Regions from separate parts of the Homo sapiens genome. Here regions 1, 2, 4, 5 and 6 are each linked to region 3. The links are chromatin contacts, found by Hi-C or POLR2A ChIA-PET in ENCODE. All regions are on one chromosome and are shown on one strand. Each heading gives the region's core, a stretch centred on a gene start or an enhancer-like site at or near the end of the contact. The rest is flanking DNA. Distances are from core to core; before and after follow the strand shown. Region 1 holds the start of LRPPRC (leucine rich pentatricopeptide repeat containing). Region 2 holds the start of WDR43 (WD repeat domain 43). Region 3 holds the start of STRN (striatin). Region 4 holds the start of PPM1B-DT (PPM1B divergent transcript). Region 5 holds the start of PREPL (prolyl endopeptidase like). Region 6 holds the start of YPEL5 (yippee like 5).

What was found. A loop is a pair of places that touch in the nucleus more often than their neighbours do. ChIA-PET counts read pairs that join two places held with the same protein, here RNA polymerase II (POLR2A). Pooled maps may share reads with other maps.
Region 1: a loop to region 3 is called in a pooled map, with 21 times the contacts of the local background. The contact joins the promoter of LRPPRC here to the promoter of STRN in region 3. A Hi-C loop is called at or near these places in 5 of 50 pooled maps.
Region 2: a map of CD8-positive, alpha-beta T cell shows a loop between it and region 3 (23-fold over the local background). The contact joins the promoter of WDR43 here to the promoter of STRN in region 3. A Hi-C loop is called at or near these places in 1 of 168 maps with a recorded cell type or tissue (CD8-positive, alpha-beta T cell) and 6 of 50 pooled maps. POLR2A ChIA-PET finds 5 or more read pairs at or near these places in 2 of 52 experiments (CD4-positive, alpha-beta T cell and activated B cell).
Region 4: a loop to region 3 is called in a map of B cell, with 23 times the contacts of the local background. The contact joins the promoter of PPM1B-DT here to the promoter of STRN in region 3. A Hi-C loop is called at or near these places in 2 of 168 maps with a recorded cell type or tissue (B cell and CD4-positive, alpha-beta memory T cell) and 7 of 50 pooled maps.
Region 5: a loop to region 3 is called in a map of CD8-positive, alpha-beta T cell, with 10 times the contacts of the local background. The contact joins the promoter of PREPL here to the promoter of STRN in region 3. A Hi-C loop is called at or near these places in 2 of 168 maps with a recorded cell type or tissue (CD4-positive, alpha-beta memory T cell and CD8-positive, alpha-beta T cell) and 6 of 50 pooled maps.
Region 6: a map of B cell shows a loop between it and region 3 (18-fold over the local background). The contact joins the promoter of YPEL5 here to the promoter of STRN in region 3. A Hi-C loop is called at or near these places in 2 of 168 maps with a recorded cell type or tissue (B cell and naive thymus-derived CD4-positive, alpha-beta T cell), 1 of 37 single-sample maps with no recorded cell type and 11 of 50 pooled maps.

What each region holds. Positions count from the first base shown.
Region 1 is chr2:43,994,473-43,997,509 of GRCh38, forward strand. LRPPRC (leucine rich pentatricopeptide repeat containing) reads right to left here and starts at 1,517. Exons shown (of 38, transcript NM_133259.4): 1 at 1,327-1,517. The coding sequence starts at 1,475. RefSeq lists enhancers at 1,068-1,719, 1,515-1,794 and a silencer at 1,095-1,414.
Region 2 is chr2:28,893,380-28,896,079 of GRCh38, forward strand. It overlaps WDR43 (WD repeat domain 43), which reads left to right and starts at 1,288. Exons shown (of 18, transcript NM_015131.3): 1 at 1,288-1,544. The coding sequence starts at 1,320. RefSeq lists silencers at 1,272-1,351, 1,492-1,551, 1,592-1,641, 1,662-1,781 and enhancers at 1,432-2,055, 1,882-1,981, 2,056-2,677.
Region 3 is chr2:36,964,943-36,968,004 of GRCh38, forward strand. STRN (striatin) reads right to left here and starts at 1,594. Exons shown (of 18, transcript NM_003162.4): 1 at 1,288-1,594. The coding sequence starts at 1,521. RefSeq lists a silencer at 1,275-2,084.
Region 4 is chr2:44,167,053-44,170,058 of GRCh38, forward strand. PPM1B-DT (PPM1B divergent transcript) reads right to left here and starts at 1,740. Exons shown (of 2, transcript XR_940034.3): 1 at 246-1,740. It overlaps PPM1B (protein phosphatase, Mg2+/Mn2+ dependent 1B), which reads left to right and starts at 1,823. Exons shown (of 6, transcript NM_002706.6): 1 at 1,823-2,222. RefSeq lists silencers at 1,524-1,853, 2,174-2,383.
Region 5 is chr2:44,360,195-44,363,095 of GRCh38, forward strand. It overlaps PREPL (prolyl endopeptidase like), which reads right to left and starts at 1,300. Exons shown (of 14, transcript NM_001171613.2): 1 at 1,186-1,300. It overlaps CAMKMT (calmodulin-lysine N-methyltransferase), which reads left to right and starts at 1,753. Exons shown (of 11, transcript NM_024766.5): 1 at 1,753-1,951. The coding sequence starts at 1,814. RefSeq lists enhancers at 672-1,566, 943-2,142, 1,379-1,848, 1,567-2,460.
Region 6 is chr2:30,145,602-30,148,433 of GRCh38, forward strand. It overlaps YPEL5 (yippee like 5), which reads left to right and starts at 1,406. Exons shown (of 3, transcript NM_016061.3): 1 at 1,406-1,461. RefSeq lists silencers at 1,010-1,589, 1,620-1,789, 2,080-2,519.

The DNA.
Region 1 (3,037 bases), core at 267-2,766, 7.0 Mb after region 3:
TTCCTAACACTACTACTACTCCCACCTTATAGCTAAGGAAGCTGAGGCCTGGAGATGTTAAGTAACTTCTCTAATGGCATAATGCAGATAATTTGAGGATAAAATGCAGATAAATCTGGAGTAGGCTGCAGTCTGGGCCCAGCCTACTGCAGATCCCTGGCTCTCAGTCCTTACGCGAGCTCTCAAAGTACCTTAATTTACAAGCATCAGTCTTTCAAAATCATTTTTTCTCCAATGCTAAAAGCTCAGCACCTATCTCCCCTTCTCTGGTGGTCAGAATACTATTAATAACCAAATGAACACTTTCACCAACTTTTCTTTTCCCCTCCACTACAAAAGTCTATACCAAACCTATCTCTGATAAACCTCAAACCATGAGAGCATTTATTCGCCTATCTGACACCCACTTAGAGTTTAACTTGCCTTTGCATCCCCAGATTCCAACAGAGTGCCTTGCATGTGCTCATTCATTCAAAGACACTTACAGGACGGGAGCGGTGGCTCACACCTGTAATCCCAGCACTTTGGGAGGCCGAGGCAGGAGGATCGCTTGAAGTCAGGAGTTCGAGACTAGCGTGGCCAACATGGTGAAACCCAGTCTCTACTAAAAGTACAAAAGTTAGCCTGGCATGGTGGCGCACACCTGTAATCCCAGCTACTCGGGAGGCTGAGGCAGGAGAATCGCTTGAACCCGGGAAGCGGAAGTTGCAGTGAGCTGAGATCGCGCCACTGCACTCCAGCCCAACTCGCGCAACACCTTCTTAAATGCTGAAGGAAAACTCCATTCAAGAGAACGCAGGCAAAAGCCCAAAGTGATCATAATCCAGCGTCCAGCTTTAAGTCATCCGTGGCTCACCCAAACTCCCAACCCACTCCTCGCCGCCCCATCCCTCGCAAAAAGCTAAATTTCCAATATCTAAATGCTAGGTGGTTACTGATCACCAACGGTGACCGCACGTGGGACACCACCCAAGCTGGCCAAGTGTAAGGAAAAGACCACCACCCGACTTCCCAAAGCAGTCTTCAAAGCCCCCCTCATCTTCGTTGACCATGGGTACCCCGAGGGCAGTAAGGTCCAGGCTGAAGTGGCGGGGGCAGGATTCAAGCCGGAGGCAGGCCATGCCCACAGCCGTGACCTTCTGAAGGCGCTTAACCCTGTCACCCGAAAACCCCTGGTAGGGAGCGTGGTGCGGAGCCCGGGGAGGCTAGGTCCTGGGGCGGGGAGAAGGGTGGCGAGCACAGGCAGGACCCGGTCCCTGCCGGCACCCACGACCCCGGGGGACCCTGGCGCCGCAGCTTGCCTGGAGAAAGGGCCTGGGCACTCACCCGGCCACGGGCCCGGCGCGAGCGGCGGGCAGATAGGAGGCGGCATGCAGCCGGCCCGGGCCGCCAGGGAGGAGGCGCAGGGAGAGCGGGAGGCGCGGGGCCGCCCCGGCACGCAGCAACCAACGCGCGGATCTCAGCAGGGCTGCCATTGCTCGAACGTCCCCGCAGCGGGAAGCACGCTCCGCCAGAAGGACAGGAGGAGCATGTGACCGCAGGGTAGCCTGGCGCGGCAGAGACCAACTGCCGGGCGTGCCAAATGTGGGGGGAGCGACGGATTGTTTTAGGTTGGAAGATGGAAAACCGCACTTCTCCGAGGACAGAAGACCCAATGTAATATTTACATAAACGATGTTGCTTGATTCATTATCGAAGCTTTTCTTTTCCGTCTTCCGTCTCCGATCTGGGCATCGTGTTCATTCGCTGCACCCCTGCACTCCTCTGTTGGTAGAGCCGCAAGAGGTCAACTCCTCCCAGGTTGGCGCAGAGGCTTGTGGGAGGCCAACTAGTAAAAATACCGAGAACTCTCGAGGAGAGCCGACTATGAAGATCCCAGGACGTGGGAAGGTTTCCCCCGCCCCCGAGTGCAGATGTTGCTGCTAACGTTCAGCCCTGACGCCATGTCCAATAGGAACGGCCCTTCACTCTCAGAAACGCGGGCCGGAGAAACCGTGGAGGTCTTTTGCACCTTGCCGTTTGCCTCCCAGGTTCAACATGATAGGATGTGGATTATCAGGGCCTGGGAACAGTGTAAAGGAACGCGCAGGTCCCCACCCTAAGCGCGTACGCGGGGCCTCGCTTTAGAAAATAAATGAATTCTACCAAAAATCCTATAGTTTTAAAGCTGGAATTGAACTGACTCTCTTCCCCAACCCTCCACCCCTACCGCGCCTCTCCCTTCAGTAAATGCACATATACATGTGAGAAGTAAAAGAACAATGTAATTAAGAGTCTCCAGCCAAATATGGGGAGAAAACTGGCAAGTTAAACCCATCGCTGGCGAAGTGGCTCACGCCTGTAATCCCATCACTTTGGAAGGCCGAGGCGGGTGGATCACCTGAGGTCAGGAGTTGGAGACCAGCCTGGCCAACATGGTGAAACCCCATCTGTACTAAAAATACAAAAAATTAGCCGGGCGTGGTGGCGGGCGCCTGTAATCTCAGCTACTCGGGAGGCTGAGGCAGGAGAATTGCTTGAACCCGAGAGGTGGAGGTTGCAGTGAGCCAAGATGGCGCCATTGCACTCCAGCCTGGGTGACACAGCGAGACTCTGTCTAAAACAAAACAAAAAAACCACGTCGCTGCCTTCACAGGGCTTACAGACTGGATCGGTTCCCTGTGCACACGTGGGAAGCTGAGAACAGCCTTCCACTCCCTCTACACCTGCCTGTCCCCTACCTATCACGAGGCAAACGCGGCGGGTATTTCCTCTGGAAGCCCTCCCACGGTCATTTCCGAAGTGACTGTTTATCCCACTGGACTCCTTATCAGTTAATCCCACGAACTCCTTATCAGTAGGGACTGTGATCTCTTATTGTAGGCCATACACCTACCCAGTGCCAGACACACAGTAGGTCTCATTAAATATGTGTTAAATTAATGTCTATTTTGAGATGACCTAGCTCACCTCTCCTTTGAGAGATGAGGGAACGAAGACACCCGCTCCAAGCCCCCAAAAGAAACAAGGTGAATTGATTGACTCTGGGTTATATTAC
Region 2 (2,700 bases), core at 38-2,537, 8.1 Mb before region 3:
TAGGGGGAAACGGAAGCAGTTGTTACAATCATTATCAATTTGAAAGTGAAGACTTCTTTTCTCTCTCTTTTTTTTTGAGACAGTCTCGCTCTGTCACCTAGACTGGAGTGCAGTGGCGTGGCGATTTCGGCTCACTGCAACCTCCACCTCCCGGGTTCAAGGAGTCTCCTGCCTCAGTCTCCCGAGTAGCTGGGACTACAGGCACACACCACCACACCCGGCTAATTTTAGTATTTTTAGTAGAGACAAGGTTTCGCCATTTTGCCTAGCTTGGTCTCGAACTCTGACCTCGGGCGATCTGCCCGCCTCGGCCTCCCAAAGTGGGATTATAGGTGTAAGCCACCGCGCTCGGCTGAAGATTTCCTTCAAACCTTTCGTTCTACCTTATCATTTTCTTTAAAGTTTTAAAAAATTGTTATTTATTTATTATTTATTTTTTTAAGACGGAGTTTCACTCTTGTTGCCCGGAGTATAATGGCGCGATCTCGGCTCACAGCAACCTCCATCTCCCGAGTTCAAGCGATTCTCCTGCCTCAGCCTCTCGAGTAGCTGGGATTACAGGCGTGCGCCACACGCCTGGCTATTTTTTTTTTTTTTTTTTTTTTTTTTTTTTTTTTGAGACGAGTCTCGCTCTGTCGCCCAGGCTGGAGTGCAGGGGCGCGATCTCGGCTCACTGCAATCTCCGCCTCCCGGGTTCAACCAATTCTCTGCCTCAGCCTCCCGAGTGGCTGGGATTACATACAGGTGCCAACCACCAAGCCCGGCTAATTTTTTTGTATTTTTAGTAGAGACGAGGTTTCATCATCTTGGCCAGGCTGGTCTTGAACTCCTGACCTTATGATCCACCCGCCTCGGCCTCCCAAAGTGCTAGGATTACAGGCGTGAGCCACCGCGCCCAGCCCACGGCTAATTTTTTTATTTTTAGTAGAGACGGGGGTTTCTACATGTTGGTCAGGCTGGTCTCGAACTCCGACCTCAGGGGATCCGCCCACTTCGGCCTCCCAAAGTGCTGTGATTACAGGCGTGAGCCACCGCGCCCGGCCCCCCCCCTTTTTTTTTTTTTTTAAAGGAACAGGACTTGATCTTAATTCTACAATTACTTTCTCCCATACTCCCACTCCCGCCCAGAACAAGATAGCGACAGGCCCTAGCGGGCCACCGTCCACAGGGCGGATCCGCCAGAAGCTCTCCTGCGACGCGAAGATCCACTCCCTGAGCCCCCGGCGCTCCCTCCGCCTCACTTCCTCCTCCAGGCTCCGCCCCGCGCCGGTGCGCCTGCGCACGGACGAACACGTGGCTGCAGCGGGGCCAGAGCAGCAATGGCGGCGGGCGGCGGCGGTAGCTGCGACCCCCTGGCCCCTGCTGGGGTCCCTTGCGCCTTCTCCCCGCACAGCCAGGCCTACTTCGCTTTGGCCTCTACCGACGGTCACTTACGAGTATGGGAGACGGCCAACAACCGGCTGCACCAGGAGTACGTGCCTTCCGCGCACCTCAGTGGTACCTGCACCTGTCTGGCCTGGGCGCCAGCGCGGCTGCAGGCCAAGGTAAAGCGAGCGGGACTGCGCGGGGCGGGCGCCTTCCCGGGCTCGGCTTCGGGCCTCCGGGCCGGGTGGCGCGTGGTCCGGCATCGCGCGTGGCTCTCAGCGGCCCGGGCCAGAAGGCTTGGAGGCGGCGTCGGCGCGTTCAGGGCCCAAGCCGCCAGCCCCGCGTGCGGCCTGCCGCGAGGGCAGTGAGGGAGGGCGCAGCTCGACCCGGCCGGCCTCGTATCCGAGCCCTGCCGGCTGGCCCAATGAGGCCTGGGCCCCACTGTTGACGGGCAGCCATGTTCGCCAAGTCCCCTGGTCCCCCTGGGGCGGCTTCCTTCTGCCGGGCCTTGGCTCATCAGAGTTCTGGTTTTTGACAGAGCCCCATCTTGGGACTATCTAACTTTCCTCTGTCTGTGATCCGGCTCATCAGTTTTGCACTGGGCAGTTGGTATGGACTAGTCTGTACTTGCTTCCGGACCTTCCCCCTCCTGCCCCCCCTTTGGGTGCCGGCTCACCACGTGTTCTCGTCCCCGTCCAGGTTGTGGGACTCTCAACTCTTAACTTTTGCCTTTCCCAGGCACCTCTACATTCTCAGCTTTTTGAACTCACTGCTTTTTGATTTTAACATCTGCTCGCCCCTCCCGCCCCGCTTTCAAGCCGATCACACTGCTCCCCACCCACCCCAATCTGAAGTCTGTATTAGGATGTGGAGGTTAAGTGAAGTAGTAGCTTGATTTAGTGAATGTTTTATGAGTGCAGATGAAATTACCCTTAGATGGAAAACTGCCGAGTTAGGCAGAGCTTTTCATTGTTAGGGACCCGTGTCAGGTAAATGCCTTTCACTGTTGAGTCACTCAGCTACATCTCTCTAACTCAGCATGCACGTGGTTATTGCGTTTACAGAGTAGCCAAACCGAATCACTGCAAAGTGATTTGGAAACATCAGGTATCCTGAGGTGTGTGATGTGAGCTGTTTCAATGTGGAGAACTGTAAAAGCTATTTAGGATCTTACTCTCTCTGACGACCTGGGAAGCCTGCTAAATTTTTGGGTTGGGAAAAGGGATACATATAAGTTGCTATACTTTGGGCATGTTTAGATATTTTTCAAATTTTAAGCTACATTTTCATAGTTTATCCTGTTGATTCATAAAATAAACCTATCAGGGCTTATAA
Region 3 (3,062 bases), core at 344-2,843:
AACCCAGAGAGGTTAAAGGATTTCCTCAAGGTCACAGAGCTAGCAACAAACACAGCCCTTACTATAACCTTGTCTACTACAGCCTTGTGTGTTCGCTCTTTCCACAGCCACTTCCACTACACCAGAGCCTGTTCCAGCACATGATTCTATTTAACAGATTTCTCCTCTTCTTTTTTTTCTTAAGCGCCAAATACATGTTACCAAAAAAAGTGACACACTGGGTAGCATTTTAAACTCAAGTGTTTTGCCAACTAAAACTATACTCAAATTTCATAAGTATACAGGCTTAGCCCGTAAAACAGAAAGGCACAACTATTCATAGTTCTTTAAGTTCCTTTTGAAATTGGTGTGTATGCCCTGGAAGTTTTAAGAACAACCACTGAAAACCTATTCACCAATTCTGAATGGCTTGTAAAGTATCAGCCTCACTTTCATTCTTTTCAGAGCCCACAGTTATCTCCTCCCTGGATATACTTTATCTTGCAGATTATGCAAGGCAATGTAACTAACTTCAAAGTCCCTTTAGTTCCTTTTAAAGCACAAGAAAATCTCCCAAAACACTGAACATAAAATTAACCCTTGGGAAGTTTCAGATTCTGAGAACAGGAACCACCTCTTAACCATTCTCTCTGACTGCGATCATCTAGGTCCTTCATTCAAAATGCATTAATTGGAAATACCTAAAAGAAACGTGGGAGGGGGCCGGGGGGTCGGAAGAAAGTGGAGAACAGACATTTACATATATAAAAAAAGGGATCTGATATATGAATAACACTTTTGCCCAACGTCAACTTCTCGCCTCGACTCAAGGCCTGACACAACTTCTGTTGTCTTCTTGATCACCTTCCTTGAAGAGAGGGGCCAAAGCCGGCACGTTCTGCGGAGACTGTCTCTAGACCTAGGAAGGGGCACACCAGGGCAGCGGACGATTTGCTCCGCGTCTCTCAAAACTACTGCCAGCCCAATTAGTAAACCGAGAGGGCAGCCCTGAGATGCAGGATGGCCAGAGAGTTGAAATGAGTCTGGGAGTTAAGAGTGGGATGGGGCGGACGAACAGGCGTGGGGAGGGTAAACAACGCACCAGGAGCGGGAGTGAGAACAGGGTCGAGGTGGGGTCAGCGAAAGGCAAAAGGCGAAGAGAAGAAGGGGACGGGGCTCCGGGTGGGATGGGCGGCAGCAAAGGGGGAGGGGACGCGAGAAGGCTGGGGGAGGGGGAGAAGGGTCCGGGGCGGGGCGGAAGGGAGCAAAGAGGCGGGATGAAGACGGCCAGGCCGGGAGGGTCTTTACCTGCAGCTCCGCCCGCTCCACCTCCCACTGGGCTCTCTCCACCTCGAAGCGGGCCCACTCGTGCTGCAGGAAGTGCAGGATCCCCGGGAGACTGTACTGGGCTCGGGCCGCCCCCGCCGCAGCCGCCCCGTCGCCGGCCGCGGCAGCCTCCGCCAGAGGCCCGAGCCCCTTGGCACCGCCGGCGCCCGGGTGGTTGTTGCTGAAGAAGACGCCGGGACCCGCCTGCTCGTCCATGGCGGCCGCAGATACCCGGGGAGCTGCCCCGGCGCCCAGCAGCGGAGGCAACAGCGGCGGCAAGCAGCGCCTCCTCCTCCCTCCGCCGCTCCCGCCCACACCCCAGTCAGCAGGGAGCAGCCTCCTGGGCGCGGGGGCCGGCCGAGCCCGTGACGGGCCGGGAAATGGGTCAACTGCGGCGCGCTGGCGGCCCGGGGCTTGCCGGGAAATGTAGTCGCGGGGCGGGGCGCGGGCTAGCGCGGCCCGGGCGGCCTGTAGGGCTGTGCCTCAGCTTGGGCGTGGCCTCGGGCCCGCCCCGCCCCGGCTCGCCGCGTAGGGGGCCGGCTGGGCGGGGAGAGCGGGTTTCCTCTGGGGCCGGCTGGGCGCGGGCGGGCGGGTCTCCAGTCTTCCTCGCACGCGGAAGTTCGCGGGCGGCGCACCCTGTTGCATTCAAAAACACACACACACACACACACACACACACACGGAAGTTGTCACGCCAAGATACCTGCCCGAGCTGCACATCTTTTAAGGCTTCCTGGCCGTTCTGTGAAGGAACAGGCTCAAAGCGAGCTACCCGGTGCGGCCGCGGGACCGGGGTTCTCCCGCCAGCTGCCCTGCGTGCTCTCGCTTCGGCTTCGTGTTCGGAGTTTCTCTCACCCTAGACGCTCCTCCATTCTGCCAATCTGCGGGTCGCTGTCGCTCTTGCCTTTCTCTTTTGACTCGAGGGGCTCAAACCTGTTACCTGACCAGTTTTCATTTCTAAGGAACGCCGATCACCTTTCTAAGACAACGCCGCAGCTTTCTGCTGCTGCTTCCAAATTGTGGTTTGTTGACAGCCCATCTGAAAAACTGCTCCGTTGAAGTTTCTTTCCCTTTGCAGTCCTCCTGCAGTAAATCCTGTAAAAGTTTTAGCATCCAATAATAGATGTTCTGTTATTTCGGTCTCATTTTTCCTATCTTATTCCCGCTGATTTTTACTCTACTTAATTGAACAAATATTTTGATTATCGGTTTTCTCTTGCGCTGGGAATATTAAGATAAATGACATCGTTTCTGTCATCAAAGATTGGCGTATAATCAAATATCACAAAGGCTTAATTTAAAAGCTACACCACCTTGAAAAAGCAAGTTCCCTTTCTGCTCCCTAGCGCGGTCTTAGATATCCTGGCCCCTCTCCGTTTTCACTTGTCCTGTTCCCAGTTTCTTTCACGATTCACCTGCCAACTGGCAACAGCATCCGCCTACCAAAGGTACACCAAAGTCCTTTCAAGTTACTCTCTGTAAATATTTGCCTTCTCCGAAGTCTGACAATATGTCACTATAAATTCACACTACAACAGTGGCAAAAAGGAAGGCCCCTGAAAACAATTTAACAAATGCAAATGAAATTAAGCACTTATTTTGTCACCCTAACAAGTTATCTGAAATTCTTACGTTTTGTAGGACGTACTTGTGGGTTATCAGACTTGATGGCCATGAAAAAATGTAAAGATCTAGGCTGCTGAGTGACATGTCAGGGAAAGACATCCTGTCCCTGTCCTCTCTCCCCTCCCCCCCTT
Region 4 (3,006 bases), core at 490-2,989, 7.2 Mb after region 3:
AATTAAGTCTTTGTTTCTGCCGTCCTTATGACGGCCTGGACAATTGTCCTATTACTAAATTTGCCCTTTTCTATAAAACATTGACAGCCCCTAACCTGAATAGCACTCTGTTGGGTCTAAGCTTAAATTGTCTGCCCAAACCATTTTACACCAAAGTAGGAAATAGGTTTAAGTTCTTTTAGGACATTCGGATTAAAAAAAAAATATATATATATATATATATCCTAAGGTAAGTATTAGAATACCTCTATTACACTTTTGTTTCTCGTTTGGAGAATTAACATGGCAGCATCGTCTAATTTGATAGCTGGAGGAGTCATGTCCACTTTCCCCATCGGCCTGTTAAACCCCTATCATTCATTCTTGACTCATCCTGTGTCTTTGTGAAGCCTTTCTTGGTAAACCTATGCACAAGGAAGACCCTTTATGTCGTCACCAGCCCTTGTGCATGTTTCAATTGTAGTACCTATCATCTTGTACTGCGATTGCCTAATTTATTTTTGTATCTCCAGTTCTACATACAGTACCTGGCAAACAGTAGGCGCTCAATAACTGCGAAATGAACAAGTCCATGTCAAGAGACTAGGCTGGGAGTTTTAATATCAATGCCGACTGAGAAACAAAATACGGAAATGTCAAGGGCTGGTATAAAAATAATCTCTAATAGCACAAAATCCTCCTGAAGGGAACACCTGTCCCACTTTCTCACGTTGCTTTCCAGGTTCTTCCGACACCCCAATTTCCCGCCCACTCTTCTCCCTCCGGGGTACAGGTCAGGCAGGTATCCCAGCTCGGCGGCTCTGATAGGTCGGCGATGATTTCATTGTTAGGGAACATCCGGGCCTTTCCCCTCCCCGCAACACCTCCCCAGAGCCCGGCCTTCCCAGTTTCCCACTCTCGCCTGCGCCCCACCCGCGGCTGAAGCAAAACAACCGCCTCTCCCCTGCCCACTTCTTGTCCTCGTCTGAGTCGTCCCTTCCCGTCTCCACGCCGAAGAGAGGCGTTTAGATCCTCCAATGAGGGCCTAGGAGGACTTTCTTAGCCAATCAGTAGCCAAGCCCCTGCAATTCCGGGTGGGACCAGGCGTCCACACCTATAGCTGGACTGCTCGTTGGTCCCTTATGGCGCTTCTTTTACGCGAGGCTTAGAGGTCAAATACAAGGGGGCACGGTCCTCACAGAACGGAAAGGATCCGTACAGACTCTCCGGGTTTGACCGTTTTCTAGGACGAACCAATCGCTTTCCAGATACTTCCCCGCCTTTTGCGCGTTCATTTGAAAAAAGCCGGTGTGACGGACTTGGAAATTGGCTCAGTGACTGACCCGCAAGAAAGCCAGTGACTGGGGGTTCGGATCACGAGTTGGACCAATAAGAAAAGACAATCGCTGGGGCCGGGGCTTTGCTAGGAGGAGCGCAGGTGGGCGTTATTTGATTGACGGAGGGCTCTACTTATGGCTGGTAGCGGGGGCTGGTCCCTGACGTTCGGGAGGTAGGACCTAGCGGAGGCGGGGCCGAATAAAGTAAATGGTAATAAAGGGTTGGGTCTCACTTAGTGGGCGGTGTTTGATGGACAGCTGACCTTGCCTATTGAAAGTAGCCACTGATGCCCAATGGGAAATTAGAAACCCAGAGGCGGGGCCGGGTGGGCGGGGTAAACGAAGTACGGAGGTGCCGAGGGAGCAGCACGGGGAGGGGGAGCGGTGATTGACAAGACTCCCAGCAAACCGGGGGCCGTGAGAGGGCGCGCGGCATCCCAGTGGGTGGCAGCTGGAGGCGGGGCACCCTGAGGGGCGGGGAAGGACTAGGGTGCGGGGAGGGGGTTGCAAAAGGAGCCGAGCGGCTTCTGCTCAATGGCGGAAAAGCCGCCGGTGCTCTGACGGCCTCGTTCCCCTAGCAGTTGCGGGGGAGTTTCCTGCCGGCGCGGCTGGAGTCTCTGATTCTCAGGGTTCGGTGGTTGGAAGATGCTCCAGAGAGACGAGGCTGCGGCGGAGGAGGTGGCGGCGGCCGAATCGGCAACGGCGCTAGGGTGGAGAGAAGGCGGCATCGGCGGCGGCGGCGGCGTGAGGGGCCGGGCGGTGTAAACAGCCCCGGAGGCGGCGGTCGAGACCCCGAGGGGGAAGCGGCGGCTGAGTCAGGGTCGCGCCTCCGTTGGAAACTTGGGCTGAGTACCGCGGCGGGCGCGAGCGAGGCGCCCTAGACATCTTCTCCCTCCCTTGCCTCAGGTAAGGCCGCCCGGCACCCCGCCGGAGGGGAAGCGGCTGACCGGCCGCGCCGCCGAGGCCCCGGGCCCTGGGCAGGTTTTCGCGGTGCTGCCGAGCCGCGGCCGGGGCCTCTGTCCTTCCGAATCCTCGCTGCTTTCCCTGCTGCCGCGGAGCCTAGGCAGGGGAACGCCGGGCCTGGCTCTCGGGTATAGGCCCCTTCCCCGGCCGCCGCCTCCGCTGGGCTGAGGTCTGGGAGAGGCGCAGGGAGAGAATGGGAGTTTGCTGGAACGCCTGGAAGCTGACTGATTCTCTCTTCCCTCCGCTTCAGTCTGCAAGCATCTCTTTCACACGAAAGCACTGGGGCTACCCCAAGCCTTGGCGCTTCTCTTCCTGGTGCATGCCCTGTTTGAAAACACTATCTTTTACCATTCGTTTCCTCATCAGCTTCTGCCCTACTCTGCGCTCCACTTCACTTCCTTGTTAAATCGTCTTTCTCTGCTGTCTATGCGTTCTACCCTCGCCTTCCCTCCTTAGTGGCTTTAAATTGTGTGTTTCTCTTTTCTTCGTACCCCGGCATCTCTTGCCTGTCTTCCCTAGCACCATCCTTTTCGGATGTCATTCCTAACAGTGAAGTTCTTAATTGAAACTGCCACTTATTGTCAGTACCCCAAATCTACCGGAGCCCCATTAAGAGTATAGACTGACTAGCCATATGTGGTAAATCAGTTTTTCATAGTTTAAGCCTAACAACCTTGAAAAAATTGTATTATTAAACGTAAAGTGTGAAAATAACACCGAAAATAAT
Region 5 (2,901 bases), core at 50-2,549, 7.4 Mb after region 3:
CTGGAAAAGCCTAATTATTTAATAAAGGTGGGGGAGGGAAGATTAATTATTGTTGAGTGTTAACTAACTGCCAGGTGCTTTTATCTTGTTTGTCTAATTTAAATTTTATATGGACTTAATAAAGTAGATATTACCATGCACATTTTACAGGTTGCCAAACTGTGGCTGTGGGAGGTTCTAAGCAACTGTTCCAGGTCACTTGTACAGTAAGCTGTATAGCAAAAAATCCAATTTGGTTCGGTTCCAAATACTGGACATACTCAACTTCGGATTTTTAATGTTAAAAAGGTATTTAGCGCTTTAATTAAAAACAACAAAAAACCCCTGCAAGATGCACAAATAAAATGTAAGGCCATCTCTGGTTTGTCAGGAGGTAGCTTTTATTAACCTTGATTGCTAATAAGTAGTTAAGAGTCAGAGAGACCTGGGTTGAGGTCTTAGCTCCTACACTTAACTGTGTCTCCGGGCCTCAGTTTCTTCATCTGCAAAAATGAAATGACACCATTTACCTTCTAGGGTTGTTGTTGTAAAGACAAAATGAGACAGCTTAACATTAAGACCATACAGTGCCTGGCACATAGTGACCACTCAATAAATGGCAGTTGCTATTATTTACGACAGGAATAATCTAGGTATGTTGCACACCGCTGAATGTCATTATGGAAGTCTTCCACAAAATGCCCCCTGGTATCAAAGGTAGAATGCTGCGTCAAATTTACCATAGATCAGATGCGCTACGACGCCCCCGCCCCCCTTAATCCCTTTCCATGTCGCAGCAAAATAATGGGCGATTGGGGGTAGGGGAGCAACACTAGTTTACTAGCCGACACTAGTAAAAAAAGGGGAAAAAAGACCCGAATAACAAGGACCTGCAAAGGTCCTACATCACCACGTTCCCACAGCCTTTATCCATCCATCTTTCATCCCCAAGAAGACAGTATGCAAGGCTAGGATGGGGGTGGGGTAGATAAATGGGTGTTCTCAGGAGAACCTATTCGTTTACCCCGTGCAACTCTCCACCCCAGGGATGAGGCGATCTGAATGCAACAGGGAGAGGGACCAGGTGACACGCACGCAGTGCCGGGACATTAGTCAAAAAGCGAGGACCTGGGGACTGAGGGGTGGGTGGCTGGGCGGGGGGAGAAAGGGGAGAAGGAAAGAGACCAGCACACCCCCCATACATACGCAAATTGAGAGAATCAGTCCGGCTCTGGACACAAACCAGTGAAGGCAGGCCGGAGAACCTGAAGCTCTCAGAGGGGAGCAGGTGTCACCGCAGGCAAGTCCAGCCGAAGTCTGCGTTCCGCAGCCCACAGAACGACAACTTACCCAGAGCCGCCTAGAGCTGGTTTGCAGCACGCCAATCTACGTAACCTCAATCTAGCACGAGCAACAGGCAGATTTCGCCATCTTTGTTGTGGTCAAGGAGTCTTCTTGGGTTCCTGGGTTCTTTAGTCTCGAAATATATAAGACTTTTCGTTCTTCGCTAGTCTTCTGAGCTCGAGATGAAGCACAGAAGGCTAAAACAATGAGGGACAGCGTTCCAGTAGCCCTGCCACAGCTCTCTCATCCTCTGGTCCGCCCTCACTCAAGATGGCTACCAGCAAGAATGGTGCAATGGCGTGACAGCTCGGCCCTGGTTGCCAAGGAGATGCGAGTACCGGAAATGCGGAATTCGGGGAGAGCGCGCATGCCTGGTCCGGTGGAGGGAGGGTGCCGGGCGTCACAGGTCCTGACAGGGAAGAAGTTGGCAGGTCCTGGCAGGGGACGAGCTGCGGCGGTGGCACCTCCGGGTGTGGAAGGCTCCAGTGAGATGGAGTCGCGAGTCGCGGACGCTGGGACCGGCGAGACCGCGCGAGCAGCGGGCGGGAGTCCGGCAGTTGGCTGCACCACTCGGGGGCCCGTAGTCTCGGCGCCCCTGGGAGCCGCCCGGTGGAAGCTCCTGCGGCAGGTAAGGGAGAACCTGCTCGCCTCACCTTTGCCTCTGGTCACTCCTCTCTCACGTACCGGGGGAGCGACTGTTCGCAGTTCTTTCCTCTTGGCAGCTCTGGGAGACCCTTCTCAGTTTGCCGGGAGCCACCTGCGAAGCTCCCCCTCGCTTCACCTAAGCGTCCCATCCAAGAGGAGGAATCATGTGGGGTTGGGTGGGGAGCGGGACAGCCAAGGCTGAGCTCCTGGGAAACTCAGATCGAAGTAGAAGAACCCCTTCTAGACATTTTTGTGCGTCTGGGGGACTTTTCCCCTTCTCGCCAGTCTCTGGTGCGCCCGCCGCTCCCCACTGCTCTTTTCCTGCTTCTGTTTTGCCTCCTTCCCCAGTTTCTTCTAGCTTAACTCCCAGCCTGGTTCGAGTTACCGATATTCGTCTGCACCCTCTGGCCCCGTCTTTTGCCCAGCGTGGTTGACTATGCCGGGACTGAGACACGGCATGCGTTCCCTCGGCATCTTCCGTACAGCGGAGCGTGCAAGGAGTAGGAAAAGCTGATACCCTCTCTCACTGAGGTCTCAAAGTTAAATGATTATCTTGTAGTTTGTAGTGATCAGCGAGATTCTCCGTGTCCAAGGTGGGCTAGTCAAAGTGTGTTCGTTTTTGAATGATGGTATCTTCTGGTACTTCAAAGTTTCTGCTGTTACTTACAACTCCACTCGTGCAAGCTTGACGGAAGTTCTGATTTATGATCACTCACATTCTTCGCTCACTTCTTGAAGTGAAGTCTGGTTATTGTTTTTGCATAGCAGTGTTATGCCTCTGCCTGAAGTTTTCTGCCGAAAACTTTACTCAGGAGGACATTTTTCCATTTCTGACAGTTGTGTTTGGAAAAGAGTTTCCCAGCTATTGCCACTTTACTTGAGATTGTGCTTTTAGTATTTTGGGGATCACTTTGTTTGCAGTTGCCTTGAGTC
Region 6 (2,832 bases), core at 156-2,655, 6.8 Mb before region 3:
GTGGTGTGCGCCTGTAATTCCAGCTACTCAGGAGGCAGAGGCAGGAGAATTGCTTGAACCCGGGAGGCGGAGGTTGCAGTGAGCCAAGATCATGCCACTGCACTCGAGCCTGGGCGACAGAGCAAGACTCCGTCTGAAACAAACAAACAAAAAAACTTATCTCCTGGAAAACTCACTTATTAAAAGATAACTAGTCCTTTTGCCTTTGATGCTCAGGTAAACTTCAGACGAACTAAATGAAAATACTTGTGGATTTGGGGATGAGCGGGAGTCAAGTGCTAGAATTTGCTTAGCAGCTTCTCTTCCACCAATAATGACTTTAAACATGTTGCAAACTAGCCCCAAATGCTAACCTACATTTTTAATCTGAGAGGTATGCGTCATCAAATATTTTGGTTTTATCCCGAAAGTCAGCTAACAGAGATGTAAGTACCTGGGCAACTCTAATGGAATGAGAAGCAACATCTTCCATCTTAAGCATTGATAAGGGTTAAGGGAACAGCTGCTCTTTGCAATGAACAAATCTCACTCTCTGAGGCAGAAATTCGCCATATAGAAGACTGAATTTCTTCATCTTTTTGAGAATCATTTCCACTACCCAGAAAAAACATTCAAATGAGTTGTAAATAAAGTCAAGCGCAGTTGAAAAATCCTGTATCCACAGATGTTTCTTAGGAGTGCCTATGCGCTTAGACTCGAGGGCTAGGGGTTTGAAAGCAAAAGGCAGCCCTCTACCAGGGGTGGTCGGGGAAACGGCCTCCAAGAAACGAATTACACGGTGCACTTTAGTTACCTAGGCAGCTGTTTGTCTAGGAAACAGCTTATTGTTTTCATTTGTCATCACCGCGGCTCACTAGGTATCAGGAAGCTCGGCTCCAGCCGCTACCTGGTGACGCTAATGACGTGCGATGTCTCGCAGCTGCCGCAATTAGACAGGCCAAGCCTTCGCCTTTAAGAAGCTGACTCACGTGGATGCTGTGTTGTGTGCGCTCAGCTGAAAGGGGGAGGTGGGTCCCCAGACTGACTACATTGGCCGCCTCGAGAGAAGGGGCAGAGTTAGCCTCTTTGATTGGCTGTACGAGTCCGAGGTGCTGGGTCAGGGGCGGGGCGAGCTGTCGCAAGCCTGCCCTGGGTCTGCGGCTTCTGAGAGGGGTGGGCCGCGAAGCGGAGGGGTGCGGGAGTGGGGGAGGGTGAGCCAGAGAAGGGGCGGGGCCCCGCGAAAAAGGCAGGAGGCCGAGGACAGGGGCGGGGCCTAGAAATAAAGGGCGTTCTGGGCCAACCGGGAGAGCTGACTGCGGGGGGGCGGAGCCACGCCGGGTGACTGACGTTGAGGCCCAACCAGGGAGAGGCGGGGCCAAGGCCAGGGCCTGACTAAACCTGGAGACTCGGGTGGCCGAGGGGCTTCATACCAGCTGAAGAGCGACAAGCCGCTGGCAGCCGCGGATCTCACCGCCGCTCAGGGTGAGTCCCGCGGGAGGGGCTGGACTCGGGGCCGGTGGGGACTGAGGCGCCCGTTCGGGTCGGGCGGCTTCGAGGCACTCGGGAATCGGCCCAGGGTGGGGGGCCCAGGCAGGAAGTGCCTCTTCCTCGCCGCGCTCTTCCCGGGGTCCCAGAGCGGCCGCCCCAGATCCTTCAGGGTGGGCCCCGGCGCTGGGACCGCGGGCGGACGCGCGGGGCTGTTTGCTCTTTGTGAGGCCTGGCGCGGCGGCCGCCGTCGGCCCGCCCCCGCCGCGCAGCCGGGCGACCGGTGCGACAACAGCCGCAACCCCTCCGCGCGGCGCCCGCGCCTCCGCCCCGTTTCCCCGTCGCGTCCTCCGAGGCCCGCCGCCGAGGCCCACGGCGCCCCCTGGGCGGACGGTCTGGCCGCGACCCCCAACCCGCCGCGCCGCGCCGCGGCTGCCCCGCCCCCACCCGTCGCATAGTCGGGGGCGCGCCCGGTCTCCGCCCCGAATCCAAGTCGGAACTTGACCGAGTTGTTTGGGCCGCGATGACCGCACGGCGTGAACCGTCCTGAGCAGGGCCCACGCCCGGCCCAAGCGGCCCAGCCACCGGGCTGGGGCGGTGTCTCCCTTTGCCCCCTCCCCCCCATGAACGTCCGCCTCCCCCGCCCTCCTGCCCAGAGGACCCGGGACTGACAGCGCAGGGTGACGGTTGGGCAGCCCGCCGGGTGTCGGGACCAAGAGAGCCCCCCGGCCACCCGCTCAGCTGTTTCCTGCTCGTGTTTGTTGTGCCGAGGGAGGCCCCGCCGCCACCGCCGCCGCCGCGCTCTGCCGCCCCGGTCCCTCCCGATTGGCCGGCTGGCGTCACGTGGCCTCCATCAGCTGGGCCGGCGGGGGCGCTCGCGGGCCCCACTGCGGCTGCCGGGTGAGCCCACCCGGGGGTCGCCCGGGCCGGCCCAGCTCCGCCAGCTTCGGGCTGCGGCCTTCCCTCCGCTTGCAGTCGGGAGGGTGGGCGTGCCCTTGCAACCCCTTTCCTGTACCTTCTCTGCAGGTAGATGGGACAAATGAGTGTCCGGATCAGCGGGAGTGGGAAATTGAAATACTACAAAGATCTGTTTAATCCTGATACCAACTAATCTCCCTTTCAAGGGAGAGTCTGGGAAGCTGTACAGCTCATTTATTTTTAAACTTTTTCTGTTTACAGAGATCTGTTGGTAATCTGAGGATTTTTATTCTACGTCGTCTTGACAGATGGAAAACCTGAAGTAACTTCGGGCTAACCTTGTGTTTTTGGAAAATTAGTAGACTTGGTGGTGAAGAAACTGGGAGGAGTAGGATATTAGCTAACTTTGCATAGCCACATATAGAGCGTCGCAGCTGCATTCCACCAAAG